Linked DNA regions of Homo sapiens: region 2 is linked to region 1. A link is a loop called in an ENCODE intact Hi-C map of the cell type or tissue named here. Cell type or tissue: prostate gland. All regions are shown on one strand. Links, peaks and the distances in the headings refer to the core of each region. The heading gives the core; the rest is flanking DNA. Region 1 holds the start of MIR4739 (microRNA 4739). Region 2 overlaps RBFOX3 (RNA binding fox-1 homolog 3).

What was found. Peaks named below come from ENCODE experiments on the same cell type or tissue, not always from the same donor. Only the 100,000 strongest peaks of a DNase experiment are listed, where the experiment ranks them.
Region 2: it touches region 1 in a loop (2.0-fold over the local background); 1 of 110 quality-filtered maps calls a loop at or near these places.

The regions. Positions count from the first base shown.
Region 1 is chr17:79,706,670-79,712,030 of GRCh38, forward strand. It overlaps MIR4739 (microRNA 4739), which reads right to left and starts at 580; the gene lies at 507-580. LINC02078 (long intergenic non-protein coding RNA 2078) reads left to right here and starts at 597. Exons shown (of 2, transcript NR_109783.1): 1 at 597-987; 2 at 1,803-5,361. RefSeq lists enhancers at 439-1,060, 1,061-1,682, 4,470-5,019. In prostate gland, for the core only: a CTCF peak has its summit at 2,129 (motif pointing left); a DNase peak (open chromatin) is centred at 2,124.
Region 2 is chr17:79,531,858-79,537,218 of GRCh38, forward strand. The region is part of intron 1 of RBFOX3 (RNA binding fox-1 homolog 3); the gene reads right to left. Among named protein-coding and RNA genes, the nearest start is that of RBFOX3, 77 kb to the right of the region's middle. RefSeq lists enhancers at 532-1,303, 1,304-2,075. In prostate gland, for the core only: no CTCF peak of the experiment used is centred there; no DNase peak of the experiment used is centred there.

The DNA.
Region 1 (5,361 bases), core at 201-5,200:
CCTCAGGAGCCCCCGAAACATGATGACCTCCAGCCACGTGCCAGCTGCCAGGAGGAGGCTTCAAGACCCCAGATGAGCACCCGGCTGGCCATGCCCCAGGGACAGAGGACCCAGTGTGACAGAATCCGGCCTGGGCCACAGCCACCCACACAGTCCATCCCAGTTCAGCCCGAGGTGGACAAGAAAAGTCCCACCAGGGACTGGAGCAGATGGGGCGGGCTCCGGACCCCTGCCTGGTCCACCATCTGTCTTGCCAGTCGGTCCGTCTACCCAGGCAGCCCCTCCTCCCGGCCCACCATCTGCCCGGCCCTGCTAGGCCCTCCTCCTGGCTCCTCCAGGGCCCTCAGGAGGAGACAGAGCTGGAGCCAGGGCCCAGACCTCCACTGCCTTGGGCCCGCCCCATCTGGCACCTCCAGAAGAAGGGGGCGGCAAGAGCTTGGCCAGGGCAGGGGCACTCCAGGGCAGCCGAAGGCCCTTGCCAGCTGTCTCATGATGAGATGAGCAGAGGGAGGGGGAGGGGAGGAAGGGAGAGGCTCTGGGAAGACAAGGGCCCCTCCGCTCCTCCTCCCTTCTTCCTCCCCTGCCCACGTGGCCTGGGCGGGAGGGACACGCCGATGGGAACATCCCAGCTGGTCCAGGCCTCTGCTCCCCCCAGCTCCTCCTCCCTGGCGGGCAGCTCTTCTGGGCTCCTGAGGTGCTGCGCAGCCCCTTCCCTGGCCCTGGGACCCCCAGTGCCTGAGATGAAAGAGGAGTTGCTTCCATGGACGGTCCCAGTGCAAGCTGGGGGGCGCTGGCCTCAGGACACCAGGCATCCAAGACATAGGGACACCAGAAGCCCCGGCTCTGCCTCTGAGGTCCAGCAGCCCCAAAGCCCCTGCTCAGAAGCCAGCGATGGGAGGGCAGGGCCTGCCTGTGGGACCCATCATGGGCGCAGCAATCGCCAGGCCCTGGGCAGACAGCAGCACAGCCTGTGAGTCCAGGGCTGGGGTAAGTCGGCAAGTGCACCCCCGGAGGTGGAATGACAGGAGCTCCTGTGGAGGACGCAGGCGACCCCCGCCCCTCACTCCACTGTGAGGCCTGAGGATGTACAGGGGCAGCTCTCCCTGGCTTATGAAACGCCCCCACCCTGCTGCCCCTCTGGGTCCTCCTCACCCTGTGGCCTGCAGGGTCAGGAGCATGACTTTGGTGTCAGGAGAGAGGCTGGCTCCTGCCTGTGGCGGGTGTTGGGGGAGGAGTGGGGTTCATTATAAATTACGCTCCCCTCGAACCCGGCTGTTAGGTGAGGGCAGGGCTGGGATTCACCCTGCTCTCTGCAGGGGAGGGTCAGCCCCCAGGTGCTCCTGGGTGGGTCTCCACGGCAGGCCAAAAGGGCAGGCCCTGGGCATGTCCACCCCCTGTCTCTGGTCCCACAGCCCCCTACTTGCCACCTGCCCTGAGCAGCCCCCAGGAGAGCACCCGCAGGGAGGATGCTGAGGTGCTGGAGGGCAGGAGTCCCAGCTGAGGCTGTGACCCCAGCTGTGCTCCCCGTTCCCTCTTAGGACCAGCAAAGACCCAAGGACAGGCGGCCAATCAGGGCCCGGTGTTTACCCCTCCTCCCCCACCCCCATCACGGGCCTCCCGCAGGACCCCCAGGAAGAGCAGCTTCCATTGACCAAGGTCGGGGGACGCCCTCCCGCTGACACTCACTCTCCACGGATCCTGGAGCCCACGAGTCCCCTCCCCACCTCCACTGCACTGGGCCCCCCGCAGGCCCTGGTGGGGGTGGCCACGGATAACCACACAAACATGCATTTTCCTTGTAGGAGCAGGCAGGTGACAACCAGTGTCCTACTTTCCTGCATTAAAACACCCAAATCAACAGGACGGAGAAGGCCCGGAAGAGGGGACCTGAGGGAGCCAGCCGGGCGCTCAGCCTGCTTCGCTGGGATGCTTGTCGAGGTCGGGACGGCACCACCAAACTCACCTCTGTGCGCCCTGCGGGGCCCAGGAGACTCGGTCCTCCCTGGGCTCCCCCAGGCCTGGGGTGGACGTTGGAATAAAGTGGGGACAACACGATGAGAGACCCCAGCCCTGGAGGTGCCCTCGGCCAAAGCCCGAGATCAAAGCTGGGAGATTCGTGGCTGGACAGCACCACCTGGTGGACACGTTGGAGATTACCAAAGCCGAACAGTCAATTCGTTCTTGGTTCTGGGATTTTCTTAATTGGGTCTTAGCTGGGCCTTCCTTTCTCTTTCCCCAGTAGCAGGGGCTTTGTGACTATCAGAAACACCTGCCAGGCCTGGGCAATATGGCGAGACCTCATCTCTACAAAAAAAAAAAAAAAAACACAAAAATTAGTGAGGCGTGGTGGTCCCAGATACTCAGGACACTGAGATGGGAGGATCGCTTGAACCCGGGAGGTCGAAGCTGCAGTGAGTCGTGATCATGCCACTGCACTCCAGTCAGGGTGACAGAGAGAGACCCTGTCTCTAAAGAAAGAAAAGGCCGGGAGCAGTAGCTCACGCCTGTAATCCTAATACTTTGGGAGGCCGAGGCGGGAGGATTACCTGAGGTCGGGAGTTCGAGACCAGCCTGACCAACATGGAGAAACCCCATCTCTACTAAAAAATACAAAAATTAGCCAGGCATGGTGGCGCATGCCTGTAATCCCAGGTACTCGGGAGGCTGAGGCAGGAGAACCACTTGAACCTGGGAGGCAGAAGTTGCAGTGAGCCGAGATCACACCATTGCACTCCAGCCTGGGCAACAAGAGTGAAACTCCGTCTCAAAAAAAAAAAAAAAGAAAGAAAGAAAGAAAAGAGAAGAAGTCCTTGTCTTCTAATAAGATGTTGTTGGTTTCAGAGAGCCCAATCCAGGCACTTCAAACAAGGCAGGGAAATCAATGGCCCTGAAGAAAGTTTCTCTTCGACAAGCCCCTCCCTCCCTGACACTGGCATTCTGGCATTCACCCACCAGCCCCTCCGTCCCTGACGCTGGCACCCTGGCATTCACCCACCAGCCCCTCCCCTCCCTAATGCTGGCACCCTGGCATTCACCCACCAGCCCCTCCCCTCCCTGATGCTGGCACCCTGGCATTCACCCACAAGCCCCTCCGTCCCTGACGCTGGCACCCTGGCATTCACCCACCAGCCCCTCCCCTCCCTGATGCTGGCACCCTGGCATTCACTCACCAGCCCCTCCCCTCCCTGACACTGGCACCCTGGCATTCACCCACCAGCCCCTCCGTCCCTGACGCTGGCACCCTGGCATTCACCCACCAGCCCCTCCCCTCCCTGATGCTGGCACCCTGGCATTCACCCACCAGCCCCTCCCCTCCCTGATGCTGGCACCCTGGCATTCACCCACCAGCCCCTCCCCTCCCTGACACTGGCACCCTGACATTCACCCACCAGCCCCTCCCCTCCCTGATGCTGGCACCCTGGCATTCACCCACCAGCCCCTCCCCTCCCTGACGCTGGCACCCTGGCATTCACCCACCAGCCCCTCCGTCCCTGACACTGGCACCCTGGCATTCACCCACCAGCCCCTCCCCTCCCTGATGCTGGCACCCTGGCATTCACCCACCAGCCCCTCCGTCCCTGACACTGGCACCCTAGCATTCACCCACCAGCCCCTCCCCTCCCTGACACTGGCACCCTGGCATTCACCCACTGTCTGGGGCAACTACCCTTTCCTCCCACCACTGATGGGACGGCACCCTGGCACCCTGGCCTACCAGTTTTGAGGGGAAAAAAATTAGAAATCTTTGGCCAAAGAGGGGACAAATTGAGCCTAAAATCAAGCCTTGGTGTCTCACTTTTTAAATCTACTTTTACCTTTTGTGTATTGGTTGTGTGATTTTTTGTGTACTCATTGTGTATGATTGCTGAATACACAATGAATACACAAAAGCTATAAATAGATTTAAAGAGAGAAAGCAAACCAAAACCCATCGGTAATCCACTGGAAAAACAAGCCTCCAACTCTATTCAGAACATTGTCAATTAAAAGAAAAGAATTAAGAATTTCCCTTTTAAACTATATTTCAGGATAACTCAATAACTCTAGTGGACAACAGCAAGTATTTTTGGTTTTTGTTTGTTTGGTTTCTTTTTTTTGAGATGGAGTCTTGCTCTATTGCCCAGGCTGGAGTGCAATGGCACAACCTCGGCTCACTGCAGCCTCTGTCTCCTGGGTTCAAGTGATTCTCCTGCCTCAGACTCCTGAGTAGCTGGGATTACAGGCGCCCGCAACCAGGCCCTGCTAATTTTTTGTATTTTTAGTAGAGTTGGGGTTTCACCATGTTGGCCAGGCTGGTCTCAAACTCCCGACCTCAGGTGATCCACCCACCTCGGCCTCTCAAAGTGCTGGGATTACAGGTGTGAGCCACCACACCCAGCCTGTTTGGTTGTTTTATTTAAGAGACAGGGTCTCGCTCCATCGCCCAGGCTGAAGTGCAGTGGTGTAATCACAGCTCACTGCAGCCTTAACCTCTTGGGCTCAAAGGATCCTTCTGCCTCAGCCCCCGAGTAGCTGAGACTACGGGCGCGCACCACCACACCTGGCTAATGTTTTATTTTTTTGTAGAGATGGGGTCTTGCCATGTTGCCCAGGCTGGATTCAAGCTCCTGGCCTCTCTCACCTTGGCCCACAAAAGCTCTGGGATTACAAGCGTGAGCCACCGTGCCCAGCCTTTTTTGTCGTTGTTGTTTTTAACAGAACAATTTCAGCTACTCATTGTGAAGGAGATGAGATCATGAGAGAAACCATGATTTTGCCACCTCTCATGACATAAGTATTTCTCGCAAGGGTCATGGATGAGATCAGTAATGACAAAACTAGGGCATCACAGGGTGGATCCGGGCTATGACCACCTGGACCCACGGGGCACACTTAGCATCACAGGGTGGGCCCAGGCTGTGGCCACCTGGACCCACGGGGCACACTTAGCATCTCAGGGTGGGCCCGGGCGATGGCCACCTGGACCCACGGGGCACACTTAGCATCAGAGGGTGGGTCCGGGCGATGGCCACCTGGACCCACAGGGCACACTTAGCATTACAGGTGCTTCCATGTGGCTCTCACAGCTCTGCCCACGAAGGCTTCTGGCAAAGAAAGATGAGCCTGAATCTAAGGGCGTTTCTGCGGCACAGCTTCCATTTGCAGGAGACACGGGGCGAGGCGACACCACAGAGAGGCAAACAGCAGCGCGATAGGCCACACATTTGCAGGACAGCTGATCTGGTTTCTGCAACAAATCACAAGTGGTGGGAGGAGCAATGGGGGTCGGGGGCGGCGCCTGATCTAGAGTAAGAGAGGTTCAAGAGGCGCCACCACAAAACTTAAACTTTGGGCCTTGTTAGGAACCTGTGTGTTCCATCT
Region 2 (5,361 bases), core at 302-5,301, 170 kb before region 1:
ATCTGGGATGCGTCCCTCACAGCTGACCGCCAGGCCGCTGACCACCCGCTCCGCACACAGCAGGCTGGACAGTGCCGGCCTGCAGCAAACCCTGCAAGAGGGGCCAGCTGCTGCAGGGGAGGGTCCTCAAGGGATGTGGACCCTTGAACCCAGATTCTGCTGTGCATGTTGGGAGGTCAGGTTCCCACAAAGTGAGGCAGGCCTGAATGCAGATGACCCTGCCGTGGATTCTTTTAGACCTTGGCCTCATTCCTTCTCAGGTGGCAGCGCCAGAATTACCCTGGAACCTCTCACAAAGTTGTCCTCGGGGCAAATGATCTGAATGTGAATAACTGCACTGGAGGGGGGAGGGGAGGAGGAAGAATGAGGCTCAGTTCCCCCTTTGTACACGTTATCCCCTGCAGCTCCTAAAGGCAGAATAGGATTGGCCCAAGGCCAGCCAGCTCCAGGCTGGGACTCCATGTGGAGCCTAGGGTGGCACAGAGGGGATTGAGGTGGGGCCCAGGTGAGCCCATTTGCACTGCAGAGAGAAGCCTCTGGATTGGGACAGAGGAGGAACCAGGTTGCATGCAGGGAGGCTCAGCCAGAGCTGATGAGGTTGCAGGGGCTGCAGAGATGGACAGAAAGGGTCAGATCCAAGGTGAGTGGACTGGGCAGGGGGCCACACGTGGGAGGCTGGAGGAGTGGAAGTAACCGAGATCAGCGATGGAGGCCCACACTCCAGAGGCCCACACTCCAGGCTAGGAGCCACTGAGGCCACCACACAGAGCTCGCTCTCCAGGAAGGAGCGGCCAGGGGCCCCTGCCTCTGTCCCTACTCTTGATAAGGGTGGAAAGGGGTTGTGGGGACAGAGTCTTGGCCTTGCTGCCCTCACATCGCCAGCATAGTACTAGAATCCTGGGACACAAGCAAAGGCCACAGGGACCGATTCCTGCCCTATGGCTCTCTTTCATCAGGTGACTATTGAACACGTGTGTGTGTGTGCACGCATGCACGCCGCCTGTCAGGGAAGGGGTGGCCCCTGTCGAAACTGCTCTCAGCAGGTAGGAGTTTGATGTCAGCTGACAGACGGAAGCTCTGGCAGCAGACTTTACTGGTTTGTACCAAGGGAAGGGGCTGTCCCCAGCTGGACTCAGCATTCCTCCAATGACAGAAAGACGCAGCGCTTGTCCTGTCTCAAGTGCCAGGCAAGGTCTTGACTCCCGTGATTCCTTTTAGTTTTCACATCCCTGTGAAAGAGGCGTTGCCCCCATTTTCTAGATGAAGGAGACTAAGCTTGGAGAAGTTCCTAAGAACCAGCTGGTGGGCAGCTGGGACTTGAACCCGGCCATTTCATGTCTACTTCATGGCCTCTGCCCTGTGTTTCCCTGGTAGGACGGTCCCAGGGCCGGGACAAGCTGCGCTCTTTGTCCTCCCCAACTGGAGGCAGAGAGTCGAGTCCAGGCATCGAAAATCCTCCCAAGCCTACACCTGGCCATGCCCATTGGCTGGCGGCGGCAGAACAGAGGAATAGTGACATTGTCAGCGAGGGTGGCGATAAACCCACCCCTCCGTGCTCAACATAAAAGCCACAGCTCCATGCTCAACATGGTCTGCACCTGTCAGGGAGGGGCCTCCAGGTTCTGGCATGACTGTTTCTTTCTCTCCTGGCCGACTGGGGGAGTTTTCTGAAAAGCATTTCCATTACTTCAACCCTCACAGAAACCAGCATCAGTTCTGCCCAGCCCAGGGTGCCCCGAGCATGAGGCATAGATACCCCGCGATGGGGAAGGGGAAGCTCTCAGGGTGTGGCCCCCTTGGGAAGAGCCCAGGGGCTGGTCATGGGTGCTTTGCAGCATAGGAGGGCAGCCTGGGTCATCTCTGGTCAGAGAGTCTGAGCAGCCTCTAGAAAGATCCGTGGTATCACTTTTTCCTTATTATAAAAGTTATACATATTCACTGTAGAAAATTTAGAAACTACACATATGCAAAAAGAAGAAAATAAAAATAACCCATAATCCCACTAACCCGAAATAACTCCTGTTAACATTTTGAGCATATATACACTCCCAGACTTTCCTATGCATAGAATATATATTTTGGGTTCTAAGTGGGATCATACTGTACATTCCATTTTGTAACTTTTTTCCATTTAACTCTATGTCATACCAAATCATTAACTATTCTTCCACAACAGCATTTTTAAATGGCTGAATTAGCCAAAAAATACTAAAGGGACAGTTGAGGGCAGGAGAGGAAATTTTACAACACAGAAACTTGCAATTAAGCATTAAATAAGAAAACGCCCTTTGTAAACAAACGTATTTTCTCTCTTTAGTCCAAATTCTACAATAGTGAAAAACGAAAATGTCATCCAACTTGAGACAGGAGACCTCATCACCCATAGCTGGTGACGGCTTCAGGAGGAGCCGGCATCACCGTTCAGAAGGGCTGACCAACTCTCCCTGCAGGTGGGAAGTTGTCTAGATATTTCTGAGGCTGTAGGATTGCAGTCATCGGAACATTGTCAAGCCATTCCCCGGCGAGATGCTCAGGAGTGGCTCAGAGGGAGGTGGGAGAGGTTAGAATCCGAATCCAAGGGGATCCCACAGGACTCACATCAGCTGTGCCAAGAGCAGGGTATGTCGTCACATATGAAATGGGAGCTCTGTGGGGTCTGCCAGACGCTCCCCAGGTCCTGGAGGGGCTGACATCCTTTCCAGTCCAGGCTCGGAACCAGCCAGAGGCTGTTCCACACCACTGGTCCCTGAAGCTTGGTAGCAAATCCAAGAAAAAAGGTGTTCCTGGGGGTAGAACCAATGATGAATGGCCATTGCCGTGCCAGCCCCAAGACCCACCGTGACCTAACAGCGGTGTCTGGAGAAGAAATCAGGCTTGTAAAACATCACCATGGCCAAGCATCTGTGTCTCCCCAGTTTATTCAGGTTTCTTTTCTCAATGTGCTTTAGGGAAGCCCCTTCAGGAAAACGCCCACCTGCCATGTGCAAAACAAAGACAGAGGGAGATCGTCGCCCCCTCGGAAGTCGGTTTGACAAGTGCCCCAGAGACTGGGCCCACAGAGACAAAGACCAGGGGGAGAAATACGGGAGAGTCTGCTCTGGGGGACTGCCATGTGGGCAGCTCTCATGCCCAGAGGGATCCCAGCTGAATCGGTTAGGATGCTTTCAGCTGCACCCAACAGAAACCTGACCCAAACTGGCTGAAGCCACGAGGAAGCGTGCCAGTCACATGACGGGAAGTCCAGGCTGTGGCAGCTGCGGGGTTGGGCGATTCAGCCCCTCTCTATGCCACAAGGACACAGGTCCTGTCTCCTGCCTGCTCTGCTACCCTCAATGTAGGCCTCCCCCTTGGGCTAGAAGCAGCAGCTCCACGGCAACATCCCAAGGCCCCTCTCCAAGGGCTGTTCACAGAGGCTGACTCCCGTCCTCCCTTTCCTGAAAGACACTCTCTTTGACTCATTGGCCAGATCTGGGGATCACCTATAGGTAAGGAGAAGAGGGAGGGTGACAGAGGCTCCCAGAAGTCAGCCCACCAGCAAGGCCTCTCTCCAGCAAAGCTCATTCCTACCTGTCCTCCGGAGAGTGTCACAAGGGGACAGCGGCCTCCAATCTCCCGATTCCTTTACTCTCCCCTGTTACCCAAGTGAGTCACCCCAAACGAATGAGGCCCTCAGATGATCCACAGGCTGGAAGGGGCCCGGCTACCCCTCAAAGTTTCCTGGGCTTGCAGGTCTGCTGCATGGCTGCGGTCCTGGCCAGACCACATTCTGGGCGGACAAGGCAGGATAGCCAGCCCACAAAGACACAGTATGCGCAGCCAGGCAAGGTTGCCTGTGTTGGGGACAGTCAATCGGACATAGGAATAACGTGTCCTCTGCACCCAGGAAGCCTGCAGCACTGAGCCGTCTGCATTTGCTAGGGCCACCAGCTGCCACTTACTCCAAGGAACAGGGTGGGAAGAGTCCACACGGAGAGGGGCCGTGGGTTGATCTCTGCTCCCCCTCAGTCACAAACCCACTCCTGGTTTCCCTGCACCTCCCCCAGCCACTGCACCCCTGCCCGTGACCAGTAGCGGCAGGGTCATCTCCACAGGCCCCTCCCTCCCTCCACAGCTTCCTAAGCACTGACAGGCCCTCTCTGTCCTCCCTCTCCCCACTTTCATTCCTGGCTAGATTTAAGCTGGTCTCACAGGGGGCTGGGGAGGGAGAGCTGCAATCCCCATGGCCAGGCAGTTCGGCCCCAGACACCCTCACTCTGTCACCCAGACTGGAGTGCAGTGGCGTGATCTCAGCTTACTGCAACCTCTGCCTTCCAGGCTCAAGCGATTCTCCTGCCTCAGCCTCCCAAGTAGCTGGGATTACAGGTGTGCACCACTACCACCCAGCTAATTTTTATATTTTCAGTGGAGACAGGGTTTCACCATGTGGGCCAGGCTGAACTTTTGACCTCAAATGATCCACCTGCCTCGGCCTCCCAAGTTACTGGGAATACAGATGTGAGACGTGGCACACAGCCCACCCCCATTATTCTAATCACCATCAGATGTGCCCTTGTCTTGCCCTGCACAGGCCTGGTTATGTGTGTTCCAGTAAAATACAGCACCATGGAAGCCTGAACATCTGTAAATCTGCCAGCTGAGTGGCCCTGCTTAATTACAGCTCCCAAAACACCCACTGTGGTGGCATCAGCCCCGTCAACGGTGATCCATTGCCCTGATGGGCAAGCTCATCACCCTCGGGCCTCCTTGGCCACGGGTGTTTTCCCCTGAAGGAGCCGGCCACAGGGCATGCTTGCCCCGCCCCAGCGTAGCACTTTGCAGAGTCCCACACTGTATCATCCGTCCTCTAACAGAGGCAGGACAGTGACCTGTTTGGCAGGTGTGTGTGTGTGACTTGTGGCTGCCGTAACAAATCACCACAAACTCACCGGCTTAAAGCAACAGACATTTGGCCGGGTGCGGAGGCTAACACTGTAATCCCAGCGCTTTGGGAGGCCGAGGCGGGCAGATCACAAGGTCAGGAGATCGAGACCATCCTGGCCAACATGGTAAAACCCCGTCTCTACTAAAAATACAAAAAATTAGCTGGGCATGGTGGCGAGCACCTGTAATCCCAGCTACTTGGGAGGCTGAGGCAGGAGAATCACTTGAACCCAGGAGTCGGAGGTTGCAATGAGCTGAGATCACACCACTGCACTCCAGCCTGGTGACAGAATGAGACTCCGTCTCAAACAAAACAAAACAAAACAAACAAACAAAAAACAAAAAAAAAAAAAACCAAAAAAGCAACACACATTTATCCTCTTACAGTTCAGAGTCTGAAATCAAGGTGCTGGGAGGTTTGCGCTCCCTCCAGATTCTAAG